Regions from separate parts of the Homo sapiens genome. Here all the other regions are linked to region 2. Evidence: chromatin loops called from intact Hi-C (ENCODE). Cell type or tissue: B cell. All regions are shown on one strand. Region 1 has its middle 35 kb from the start of MIR298. Region 2 has its middle 8.7 kb from the start of ANKRD60. Region 3 has its middle 22 kb from the start of MIR298.

Region 1 (4,000 bases), 620 kb before region 2:
GTACACGCGGCGGCCGCGGCTGCTCTCGGACTTGCCCCGCCAGGCAGACGCGCGAGTAGGCCGCGGAGTAGGCGGATCGGCAGCCTGGATCTCGGGGCTGGGGGGTCTGAGATGGATCTTGCGTCTGGCCCCGGAGGCAGGGGCTGCAGAGGCCGCCCGGCGGACTTGGGCTGCCCGGGTGGCAGAAGCGGCTGGGGCAGTGGGAGCCCCTGCGTCTGGCGCAGCTGGGGCGACATGGGCTGCCCGGGTCTCAGCAGCCGCAGGGGCGGCGGGAGCCTCAGGGGCCGCCCCGGCATCTGGATCGGCTGGGGCGTCAGGGGCCGCCCCGGAGTCGGGATCGGCTGGGGCGTCAGGGGCCGCCCCGGAGTCGGGATCGGCTGGGGCGGCAGGGGCTGCCCCGGAGTCGGGATCGGCTGCGAATGCCCCGGAGTCAGGATCGGCTGGTGCTGTCCCGGAGTCGGGATCTTCTGGGGTTGCCCCGGAGTCAGGATCGGCTGGGGCTGCAGGGGCTGCCCTGGCAGCGGTATCCGCTGAGGCTGCCCCGGCGGCAGGGGATCCGTACCCCGGAGAGGGTACTTTTCCTCCCTCCGCGGCATCAGCGGCTCCTTCCATCTCTGCTGCTTCCTCCTCAACTGGGGGTCTCTCTGCTCGCTCTCTCTTATCTGGGGCTCCGGAGACCTTGATGGGCGGGCCGTCAAGCGCGATTGGGGGGCTGTCCATGTTGACGGGAGTGTCGTCGACCCCAGCGGGGGCGCTGCCAATCTCGAACGGGGGTCCGGAGATCTCCATCCAGGGGCTGCTGCCCGTGAAGTTAGAAGGAGGTCTGACAGCCTCTTGGGATGGGCTGCCGATGGCGCCTGGGACCCAGAGGGGAGGCGCGTTCGCGGCGGGAGTGAGGCGGACCGCACTCGAGGCCGCGACTGCCGCGAACTGGCTGCTGCCGTCGACTTGTGCGATAACTCGGGAAAGCCCCGGGGGTGGGCTGTCGTCCCCAAATCCTTCTCCATCAAGCTCAAATGGCATAGTCTCCTCAGGGGGAGGGCTGTAGCCTCCTCTGGAGCCAGCCTTTGCAGGCCTGAGGGCTTGGGGCTCCTCGGGAGGAGCTCCGGGGACCCCTGCAGCACCTGGGCCTCCTGGAGCAAGGTCTGGGACCTGTAAGAGAAGTTGACTGCAGCCTCTCTGGGCAGGCTGGTCAAACTCAAAGGGCATAGCTTCTTCTGGTGGAGGGCTGTATCCTCCCAGGCCTGGTCTGGCACCACTGAAGGCTCCGGGCTCCATGAGTGCTGGGCCGAAGGCCTCAAGGCCTGCATGGACCCCACTGGGGAATCCAGGCTGCTCCAGTGTAGGCCAGAAGCCTCCCAAGCTGGGCTGTTCAGCCTCGAAGGGCATTGCTTCCTCAGGAGGTGGGCTGTAGCTTCCATGGGCTCCAGCTTCCCTGAATGCCGGGTTGAGGACCTGAAAGTTGGGTCTGGAGACCTCTGGGGGTCCACAGGCCTCGCCATCATTCTCGACGGGGATGGGCTCGTTGTGAGGCGGTTCGGTCTCCATCTCTTCGGCTGGGCTAGGCCCAGCACCGGGGGCAGCTGCCCCTGGGGCCTCCAAAGGTGGTTGCTCGGGCTGTTCCCCGATTTCAGGGGGGATATCGCGTTGTCCTGACATATTATTGCCGTAGAGGCAGTTGCGCACGCCCATAACACGGTGGCGGCCTCTCAAAATAAGTTTGGGGCTCCGTAAGATGGAGCACCCAACCGAACTAGGGTGAAAAAATTATTATTATTATTTTAAAATCAAAGTACCAGCTGGAAAGTTCACCGGCCTCACTTTCCAACCCTTGTGAGGTTGGGGGGTTCAAGGCCTGGAAGGAACCCTAGACTGAGGCTGAAGCAACTCAATTGTTGCTGGTGGAGTCTTGGCTCCTTCCTGGCCACTTTTCATGCCCCCAGGCTGCCCCCCAGCCCCTCTTCCTTGGTCTATCCTTACGCCCTCCTCTCTCTTTCTTTTTGCTCCAGGCCAGTCCCGCCTGCTTGGATCTGACGAGCGTGCCGATTCGGTCCGAAAATCGCCAGTAGCGCTCTCTCTCTGCCACCAGAGGACGCCGGTTCCAGTGCCGAGCTGGCTCCGGCTCCAGGAGCCTGCTCCTGGCGCCAGGGGCCCGGGACTTTGGGTAAGGGGGCTGGTGAGCGCAGGCCTCGCAGGGACGTTTTGGCTCCTTCCACTCCTCTCCCTGACTGATTTGGAGTCTTTCTCCTCGCTTCTCCGCTGGCCAGAGAAAGCGCTCCTGCGTTGCGGGACACGTGACGCAAGACGTGGGCCTCGGAACGCTGGAGTACAGGAGCTGAAACCCTCCCTCCCCAACCCAACCGACTCCTCGGGGGAGGGGGGACTGAAGAAGGATTTCATCACCCCAGGATACCCCTGAAACTCTGAGTCATAGCCCCCAGCCTCCAGGCAGCCCCGGATCTCAAGCCCCTAGTCCGGAGCGCAAGGCTTTTGGTGCCTGGGAAGGGGCGCAGGCACGCGTAGGGATGCGACAGGTGGTCGTGAGCCCACCAAAGAAGCAGAGAGAGGCGAGGGAGAGGGGATGCCGAGTATGCAAGCACGCAATTTGTTTTTTAAATGCCTTGGGTGTACTTTTTGCTGCTTTTGTTTGTCACTTGCTGAGGTTGGCTCCGGTAAAGCACTTTAACAGCCCCCACCCCCATCACACTCTAGGGGTCTCCGCAGTGGCCCACAGCGGCGCAAGCAGGGTGCTCTCTTGTTTATGTGGATGGTGACGCAGGGGAATAAGAAGGTCTCGGGTGCGTACCACCAAGAGCAAAGCCCCCTAGGGAGTAGCTGCGGCGGCACCAAGAGAGGGGTGGGGGGCGTGCTGCGCAGAGGAGGACCTCACAAAGCGGCCTCAGAGTTTCGCAGGTCCTGCTGTTCTAGGGAAGGGTTAAAGGGGATTTTGGTTGGGGTTTAATGCCGGTTTAGGGTGGTTTCGAGACTGGACAACGCTGTGCGCACTGAACCCACAGATAAATACCATGCCGCGCGGCAACCGGAGCTGAGGTGCGCTGCTCGCTGCTTCGGGCACCGGCCGCAGCGCTGGTCAGTCAGCTCCTTTAGCCCCACTACAGCCTGCCTCCAGCACCCTTCTAGCCCCTCTCCTCTCGCTCTGGGTATCTTAGGGTAGTCGCTTTACTTTTCTACTGCTAGAGCCCACTGAGGCGGCACTGAGCCCGCCAACCGGCCACAAACCCGGCGGTTGCCCGCGCAGCTGCGCTCCCGCTACCATGCTGCGGTGAGCTCAGAGCTAGCCAAAGGTAAATGCCCACACCACCTGGTGGCCTTGATGTGTGCACATGCTATGCTCTGGTCTGGGGTCTGCAGAGGGATTGGAACCCGGGAGAAAAGCTGCTGTAAGGGGGTCACATAAAACTCGGCAGGTGCGCATCAGGTCGGTCTCACCAGTGAGACAGATTGGCGAGCCACGTCTAGGCACAGAGCAACTGGGCAGGAGGCAGGGGGTCATCTGACCTGCAGAACCCTGGGGGAGGGGAGGCTGGATGAGTTACACAGGGCGGGCTGCAGCAAGCAGGGCGCACGGCACGGGCTGCTGTATAAGAGCTGCAGGCGGGCGAACCACCGCAAGTTGCGATCCCGTTTAGTCTAATGCATCCCTCTTAGAGCCAGGGTACCACAGGCACCGTGCATCCTTGCACCCCTGCATCCACCATCCATGTGGCCACGCAGCACGGAAGGAGGCGAACACAGTTGGACCCTGGGAAACGTTTGGGATCCCCCAAAGATATATCGCTTTAGCTCTATGGGTCTACACACTTCCAGATGTCAACACTGAACTTTGATTCAAACTTTGGCCAACTACACCCACGCAAGACGGCTTAACCACTTGAGCATCCACTGAATGGCCCAACTGGGTCCCAACACCAACTCACTCCCCTCCGACCCCAGCGCCGGGTCAGCCATTGGGCAGGGGTCATGCCAATCAAGGCTGCCT
Region 2 (4,000 bases):
ATTTTTAAAGGATCTGGATGAAGTGCGAATAGGAGTTCTTAGACACCTGTATGATTTTCTAAAGGTAGGAAGAAGGGTTAAAAGCAAAAAACAAGCCTCCTCTCTCCGAATCAAATTTGTGAAGCCCTGGATGTCTATGGTGTCAGTGAAAAAAACAATGCAGTTTTTAGCTTTCTTTAGCTGAAATGTACCATCCATAATCTTAAAGTGGATGTTCTTTCAGTGATGGGTAAATATTTTAAACTTTTTTCTCCTCATTTTCCTGTCCATTAGAGTTTTAATTCTGTGGAAGATGGTAGACACAAAGCCTAGCACACTCTTTGCAAAAGAAGAAATCAAGGCCCCCAGGTAGTGACCTGACTTGCCCAGAAGTCACCCAGGGGAAGAGCCTGGGCTGAAGTCCAACCTCTGTTCTGCATGAAGCACTTTTTCTGCAAGTCGCTGCTGCTTCCCTTCTGGCTTCCCCCCCTCCCCCCCAAACGAACGATGAATATAAAAAATAAGAGTTTAAAAATGACCTAGAGAAACTAATTACTCTCATCCACATGACCAAGAGCTGCCCTTCACGGACTCTGGTGTGCGCTGCTCCAGCTGAGTCTCTCCTCTCCTGGTGCCGAGCAGCCTCGCTCCCTGGGAAGCGGCAGTGGCACACTGTCTTCCAAACACACACAGACTGGGTTTTTGTTTGTCTGTTTTTTTGTTTTTAGATAGGAAATTACTAAAGCAGGAAGACCTCAGGGGCATTCAGAAATACATAATAAGCACATGTCCTAGCCAGGGGAAAAGGTTGGAGGTGTTCAGGGATGCATTTGATGTCAGTGTACAGCAGTGTTCATTCGCAGCCACGCTGCGTGATAGATGACGAGGTGTAGGGGAAATGCAAAAGTTCTTGCCAGTGACAAATGTATAATTGGAAGTGGAATAAAAGGGGGCATTTGGGGTCATTTTGAAGGATTATACATGTTTGTTTATATATACATTTTTAAAAAATAGTTGCTTCATGAAGACAAGAGGAGAGACTATCTTTATCAGCTTCAAGAATTTGTAGTGACTGATAACAGCAGGAATTGGAGGTTTCGATATGAACTAGCAGAGTAAGTAAAAACATATTTGGGGATATGAGAAAGCAAACTAGATGGAATAAATCTTAATTTTCTTACCATATAATTGATTTCTAAAGCAGCAGCAATAGTGTTCTTTTAGATAAAGAGATTATGTTTTTATTAAGGTATAAACAGAATTCCAAAAACCCTGAGTTACAAATACCACAGTCTCCGGGGAGACATTCATTTTCAGATGAAGACAGGGCTTGAGTCACTTTCGAATTAGAGTGTTCTGCTGTTCTAGAAGGCAATTTATTTGAACCAAATAAAAGATGAATCACCCACTCTTCAGTGTTTTCCTATTAATCGGAGCAGTTTTTACCAGAGCTTTCCTGAACATTCTGAGTGTGGTCCTCTCCGTAGGGTACAGCATGCTTAATGCCCTTTAGCTACTGTGGGAGACAGGAAGGGGTCTAACCCAGATGAGATGATTATGAAACAAAAAGGTTCCCCAAGGTGGCTCCTATCTGCACATCATTTTGTGCCTGAAGGAGTTATTTAATTCTGTCTTGAGCTGGCAAAAGGAATGTTCCAGGCTTTAGTGATGATGAAAGGGTGGAAGCATCAGTTTAAATAACTCCCCTTCCTAAGGTATATAATGTGCCTTTCACGGTGTGGAGGGAATTTGTTTGTGGCAGTTGTTGTTTGGGTTTTAGTTTTTACCTTGTTTTCATTTCGGTGTCTTTAGTTTTCATTTTTCTCATCCACAACTAGAAATCTCTCAAATAATTGTCTTCCCTGAATAAATTCATCAGGCTTTTGCAGCTATTCAGGATATGATTTGGCTGATGCCAGGGGCAAACCGAAAGCCTTTCTCTTTGCTGTGGTCTTTAATCATTCTGCTTAATTTGAGAGATTGAGGTTTCAGTCATTTTACCATGTTCCCAGCATCCTGTTCTGAGTCGAGAAAAACAGGCCCACGTTTTCCATGAAAGCAGTGCGACCTCTAGCGGCGGCGCACGGGAAGTAGGCGCGCTCGGTGCCCGGCGGGGCTTCCCCGGGTGGTTGCGCGGCCCCAGTGCCCGACCACGTTATCTAGCCCCCTACGCGCCCTATCTCCCATCTCCCGGCTTATTGAAGCCACAGCGACTGATATGAATTCTGTGCTCCGGTGCCCATGATATTGGTATCATGTTTTTGAAAACGGTGCTTTTTGATATGAAAGTATTCACCAGCACTCCGGGCTTCTGGTTCTAACTTCCTCCCCATCTCTTTTTCATTTCCTTTCGTTGCCTGGGTGAAAGCAATGTCATTTATTTTCATGCCCTTCTCCCCATCCCCATTTAGAAAGTAGTGAAAGCTTTGGTAGTGGGTTTTCGCAGCCAGCCGTCTCCTGCATGCTTTTGTCTTTCGGAGTAAGGAGCACGCGCTCCCAGTTCTCTCCAAGCGGACCTCGCTGCAGTGAAACCACCTCGTGCTGCCAAGAGCCGCGAGCAGGAGCATCCGGTTCGGTTTGCAGTCGGAGAAACGCCGGGGCGGTCGTGCAATCTCAGAGTGTTCGCTTGATCTGTTGACCTTTGTGAACTTCAACATTCTGGCTATTTTTATGTTATCTGATTTTTAAAGTTTTATGTGCTTTTCAACTGATAACCTAAAATTGAAATATTAAATCTGTATTCATAAATTTCTCAGCCTCTATTTTACAGAGTTTATTTCCTTTTTGTTTGATTTGTATGTGTGTGAGATGAAGAATTAAAATTTTGTTCACATTTTTTTTGCATGGTCATTTTGCTCAGCTTTCTGCTGTTGGCATTTTACTGAAGACCGAAATCTTGCTGGGTCTTTTGCTGTTCATTTCCCAGCCTGGCTATTTTTATCTGTAAGATGAAATAACAGTAAAAAGAAATCAATAATTTTGTTTTTTTGCCCAAAAATAATGTTTTTTTTGTTGTTGTTTTTGTTGTTGTTGTTTTCCTTTTAATTTCAGACAGCTGATACTGATTCTGGAACTCTATAGTCCCAATGATGTTTATGATTACCTAATGCACATTGCCTTAAAGTTGTGTGCAGATCAAGTTTCTGAAGTTCGGTGGATCTCCTTCAAACTAGTAAGGAATCAGGGCATTTGCTCTGTGATTTTTACAAATAGGAATGTTGATGTATCTTCCATTTTAACTCTTTTAATTTTTCTGGGCTTACTTTGTCAGCTAACCTATGAAACTAGCTTTTAAAATTTGAAATTAGGAACTATATTATAGTTTTATCAATTTGTAGGATAGCTTTTTTTGTTATATGTTTCAGTGACGGCAATTGTGGAGTAATCCTTTTATATATGAAACTCTTTAAGCCATAGGTTAGTGTTTTTAAAATACAGGTTGATTTACAGCTTGGTTTTGTAGAAAAATATTTAGTGAGCAAAGACTCTGCTGTAGAAAAGCTGATCCTATTTTTTTATGTGGGCTTTACACCAGCTGAATACTGATGAAAAAAAATCACATTTGACAATATTGATTTTAAGATACTCTGATGGTATTAAAATTTTATAAAAATGACATGTTCTGAAAGGTAATGATTTAGTTATTAAGCAAGGGGACATGCTCTAAAATTTGGAACCTTAAGATTAAGAATGTATTTTTCTAATGTCAGTCTCCTTTGAAGTTTCATTTTTATGAAGGGTTTTATGTGTGTGTGTGTATTGCCTATATTTAAACATCTTTTTTCTCTGTGTTCTAATGATGACCGTGACAAAAATTACTTTCTCCTGCGCCTATAAATTCATTTTAAAGGTGGAAGGATGCATAAAAATGTCTAGTTTCCGTGTAGAGTAGTATTCGTAATTCAAATAGATGGCAGCATTTTAAATGTGCTCTTTTGATGTTTTTCACAGGTCGTGGCAATTCTGCAGAAGTTCTATTCCAACAGTGAAAGTGCATTGGGGTTAAATTTCATCAATGAGC
Region 3 (4,000 bases), 600 kb before region 2:
CACCTTTCCCCAGCTCTGCGCGTACCGCGCTCTTTGGAAACGAATTGTAAGTTATCCTGATGTTAGACGCGACCCCCGTCTCCAGCCTGTCCCTTGTTCCGCTTTACCTTTCCACTTGCGACGATCTCGAGGGCCTCCAGAGGTCCTGCGCAAACAGCCCAGGACGTCTCCTGCTAAGCCGCATGCAGCCTGGCCACCCGACCAGCTGCGCCAAAAGCTTGGCAATACCCCGACGTGACCATGCCTGTGCGTTCAACCCTGGTAGCCCGTAGGGGCATCCCCAAGGGTCCCCTTACCTCCTCTACCTTTCCCCCAGGTACTTTCCCCTAACCGCCCGCCGCCGGGAGAGGTCAGCTCCGGCGCGCGCGGGCAGGTGCGCACGCTCTTTGAGGCGGTCTCTGTCCCGCGAGCGACGGGAGGCGGGCTGTGGCGGCCAAGGCTGGCGCACGGCAGCTGGAGGCACTGGCGCGGAGGTCCCGCGGCTTAATTGTCAGCTCTGGGACCTGGGCTCCGGCTCTGAGCTGCTTAGGCGCCGCGCGCGCGTGACTTCCCTCCCGGGTGGTCAGTCTCTAGAGTTCTCGCCCATTCCCATTCAGATTACTTTCCGCACATTTCAACGGTGTCTCTACAGCGCGGCTGCTCTCACATCGTGAAAGTTGGCGCGCGCACCTCCGAACCACATTTTGGACACCTGAGAAGGCCAACTTATTTGAGACTAGTCTTTCTAGGAGGAAGAAAAGCGCGCAAAACAAGTGACTTACCAATGCCGTTTGGGTGTGCAGCTCCAAATCTGGGGTGCGTTCGGGATTCAGTCGCGTAGCCGGGGCACCAGCTCGGAGACCTCAGGTTGTCTCCAGCGGGACGCACGGCGTGCGCCCCGCCGTCCAACAAGCCTTTGGCCACCAGGGCGCCCCTGGCATCCTGGGAAGTTTGGGGGAGCCCTCGCCGCCTCACCCTGACCCCCGATCCCAGGCTGACCAGCTGAGCCTCCTCTCTTCCCACTCGCCCCTGACCTGCCTTTCCTTCTCACCTCCTTTCCACCTGCGCTGCTCCCACACCGCCCTCAGGCTCCCCAGTTTAGCGGTGGGCAACTAACCTGAATCCATGAAAACAAGGAGAATCTGGACGGCGTCCTCCATTAGTGACGCCGGATGGGGATGGGTCCCTTTTTGGAAGGGGACTCCGGGGACGCGTCACGGCGGGTGGGCTTCTTTGGCTTGCAGCGACGCCGCTGCTTCTCCTCCTTGGGCTCCTTCGACTCTTCGGGGTCCCTTGGATCTTTGTCCTCGGGCTTGAGCTCCTCCCCTTCCCTGGGGCTCTGGGGCTCCTGAGTGCTGGGCGGCGCGCGACTTGGGGAGGCGTCGGGGCTTCGCAACTTGAGAGCGTGCAGACGCTGGGTGAGGGACTGGCCGAAGGTGGAGTGCTTGGGCACCACCGGGCCGCGATCGTCTTCAGGCTCGGTCTCGGGCTCAGTGGTGGGGGCGGTCTCAGGCTCGGTCTCGAAGTCGGTCTCGGACTCGATTTCGGACTCGGTCTCGCTCTCGGTCTCGTAGTCGAACTCTTCCTCGTACTCTAGGCACTCGGGGAGGGACAGCTCAAGGTCTGCCTCCTCGTGCTCGTGGTCAGATTCCGATTCGGGGGACTCAGGGAATACCTGGGCGCCGGAGCGGTGGTGGGCGTTAAGGAAGCTCCGGCGCTGTTGGGCAGCCGCGCGCTGCTGGGCACGGGCGTTGGAGGTGGCAAGGGCGCGGAGGAGCGCGATGGAGCAGGAGAGCCAGAGGAGCGCGGTGGCTGCCCGGCGGCCTATGGGCGGGCACAGGTCGTTGTAATTATGGCGAGCTCGGCGCCACTGCTGAGCCCGGGACCTCCGATCCATCCTCTTAGGCACACACCGAGAAGCCGGCCTGCCCTCTGGCTCTGCAGAGAGTGGCTCCGAAGCACATTGGCTGCTGGAGCCGGGAAAGGTACACCCTATGAGGTGAGAAGCTGGCCCGGAGGTCCCAGCCTCACCTCCTTGTGAGGAGAAAAAGGGAAGCACCTACCTTCCTGACCACTTAAGAACTTTCTAAAGCTCCGCGCCTTGCTTGCCTCTCTGAGCAAGAAGAAGGGATGGGAAAAAAGGGGAAAGTTCTGTCTCCTCCCGGGCTCCTCTCGCTGAGTCTTAGATTCCGCAGCCTAAGACTCGAGAGAGGTGCCTCCGCCGGTCCTCTTGCCTGGGAGAGGACAGAGGAGACTGAGGCGAGGAGGGACGGGCAGTGAGGTTCTGCGAAGTTGCGCGCCCGGACTTCTGCCGGGCATGTGCAGTAAGGAGGTGGGGGCCACCTCCCCGCGAGCTGCGTGGTGGCGCCGAGCCTGTGGCGCAGACCCTAGTGGGCCGGCAGGTGGCAGGAGGGAACCTTGTTTGAAAGGATTTGGGCGAAGCGATGGGCGGGGGGCCTGGCGGGTGGCAAGGAGCAAGCGGCAAGCTAGCCCCAGGTCCAGTACTTGGGCAGGTGGGCGCAGGCTCCCGTGGGGTCGTGCCCCTCCCCAGTTTCCCCAGTTATTGGGGAAATAAACACAGCCTGGGAGCAGCTAAAAACCCAGAACCCCAAATAGCAAATATTCAGGGGAATGAGGGTCTGTCTATACACGAGTATTAAGCCTCTAGCATTTTCCAATGGCTTAATAGTTTGAGGATGGTAACTTCGGGCAGCCATTAATCATGAAACTACCTTTAGCAGATCTGTTATAGTGACTGTAATTAGAAAAGTTTCCAAACAATACGTGCTCAAACAGTCTGAATTGGCTAATTACCTCATCTTCTTCAACAAGGGCCCCCACGGTTGAGGTAGTAGTTTGCAAGTCTGCAAGCCCATCTGAGGACTGCCCTGAGCTCGATTGAGCTGAGAAGGTGGTGCTGGAAGTGGACTGGAGCTGAGAGCATGGGTAAAGGGAAGTCTTTCCTGCGCTCTCAGTTCACACAACCACTTCTCTCCTGCGGGGCAGTTCAGGGTGACACGGAATCCTCACTGGAGGCCCCTTACAGCCATTTCCTAGGTAGGTTTTTTTTTTTTTTTTTTTTTTTTTGAGACAGAATCTTGCTCTGTCACCCAAGCTGGAGTGCACTGATGTGATCTTGGGTCACTGCAACCTCTGCCTCCTGGCTTCAAGAGATTCTCCTACCTAAGCCTCCTGAGTAGCTGGGATTACAGGCGTGCACCACTACGCTCGGCTAATTTTTGTAGTTTTAGTAGAGAGGGGTTTCGCCATATTGGCCAGGCTGGTTTCAAACTCCTGACCTCAAGTGATCCGCCCGCCTCGGCCTCCCAAAGTGCTGGGATTACAGGCGTGAGCCACCGCGCCCGGCTCCTAGATAGGTTTTTAACAAAGGTAACTCAGCAATACTCATTGGGTGCCTTGCATGTGCCAAGCTGTGTTTTAGGTGCTGAAGGTAGAGTAGTGAACAACAACAACAAAAGTATTGTATTAAGGAAAGGATATTTTGGATTAATTTGCTGTGAATCAGGAGATTGAATCAGTCAGAATCCCTCTGTACCCACCAACATTGTTTAATCTAGCTTGAATTCCACATGAGAAAATGATTGGATCAGGGCTAGGGGGCGGTCAGACACCACTAGATCGTGTTGTTGTACTCTGCAAGGCTGAAGATTTGGAGTAAATAGTGCCGCTCTTTCTTGGCCCTAGAAAATCAAATGATGGCCTACAGGAGGAGATCCCTACAGTGGGAGCTAACCTGGCTGCTGCTTTTGAGGTGTGCGTGTCTTCAGTCTGGCCCTCCATGATGATTATGGGGTGCCTTTTTGGCCATAGTGACAAGTCCAAAGGCGAAACAACTCAGAGCAAAGCCATCATCCTAAAATCCCTGGGAGTATCAAGAAGGTTGTTTCACTTAGGACACATGTCATGGGTTGTGGTCCTTTTCTCCTTCTTGAGTCAGTATGGGGAATCTTAAAAAAAGAGGCTCTACCACTGGGTGGCCCACCAGGCCCTCCTGGTACTG

Evidence for each region. A loop is a pair of places that touch in the nucleus more often than their neighbours do. Peaks named below come from ENCODE experiments on the same cell type or tissue, not always from the same donor. Only the 100,000 strongest peaks of a DNase experiment are listed, where the experiment ranks them.
Region 1: it touches region 2 in a loop (22-fold over the local background); 50 of 110 quality-filtered maps call a loop at or near these places.
Region 3: a loop joins it to region 2, with 10 times the contacts of the local background. A loop is called at or near these places in 44 of 110 quality-filtered maps.

What each region holds. Positions count from the first base shown.
Region 1 is chr20:58,850,958-58,854,957 of GRCh38, reverse strand. It overlaps a transcript of GNAS not described here. Among named protein-coding and RNA genes, the nearest start is that of MIR298, 35 kb to the right of the region's middle. RefSeq lists enhancers at 1-367, 2,301-2,400. In B cell, a CTCF peak has its summit at 2,095 (motif pointing right); DNase peaks (open chromatin) are centred at 587, 1,097, 2,087 and 3,137; H3K4me3 peaks cover 2,752 bases; H3K27me3 peaks cover 3,635 bases.
Region 2 is chr20:58,235,305-58,239,304 of GRCh38, reverse strand. It overlaps the pseudogene PPP4R1L. Among named protein-coding and RNA genes, the nearest start is that of ANKRD60, 8.7 kb to the right of the region's middle. RefSeq lists a silencer at 2,131-2,180. In B cell, CTCF peaks have their summits at 1,840 and 2,046 (motif pointing left); a DNase peak (open chromatin) is centred at 2,074; H3K4me3 peaks cover 633 bases; H3K27ac peaks cover 1,262 bases.
Region 3 is chr20:58,837,983-58,841,982 of GRCh38, reverse strand. It overlaps GNAS-AS1 and a transcript of GNAS not described here. Among named protein-coding and RNA genes, the nearest start is that of MIR298, 22 kb to the right of the region's middle. In B cell, CTCF peaks have their summits at 2,166 and 2,366 (motif pointing right); DNase peaks (open chromatin) are centred at 1,642 and 2,372; H3K27me3 peaks cover 1,227 bases.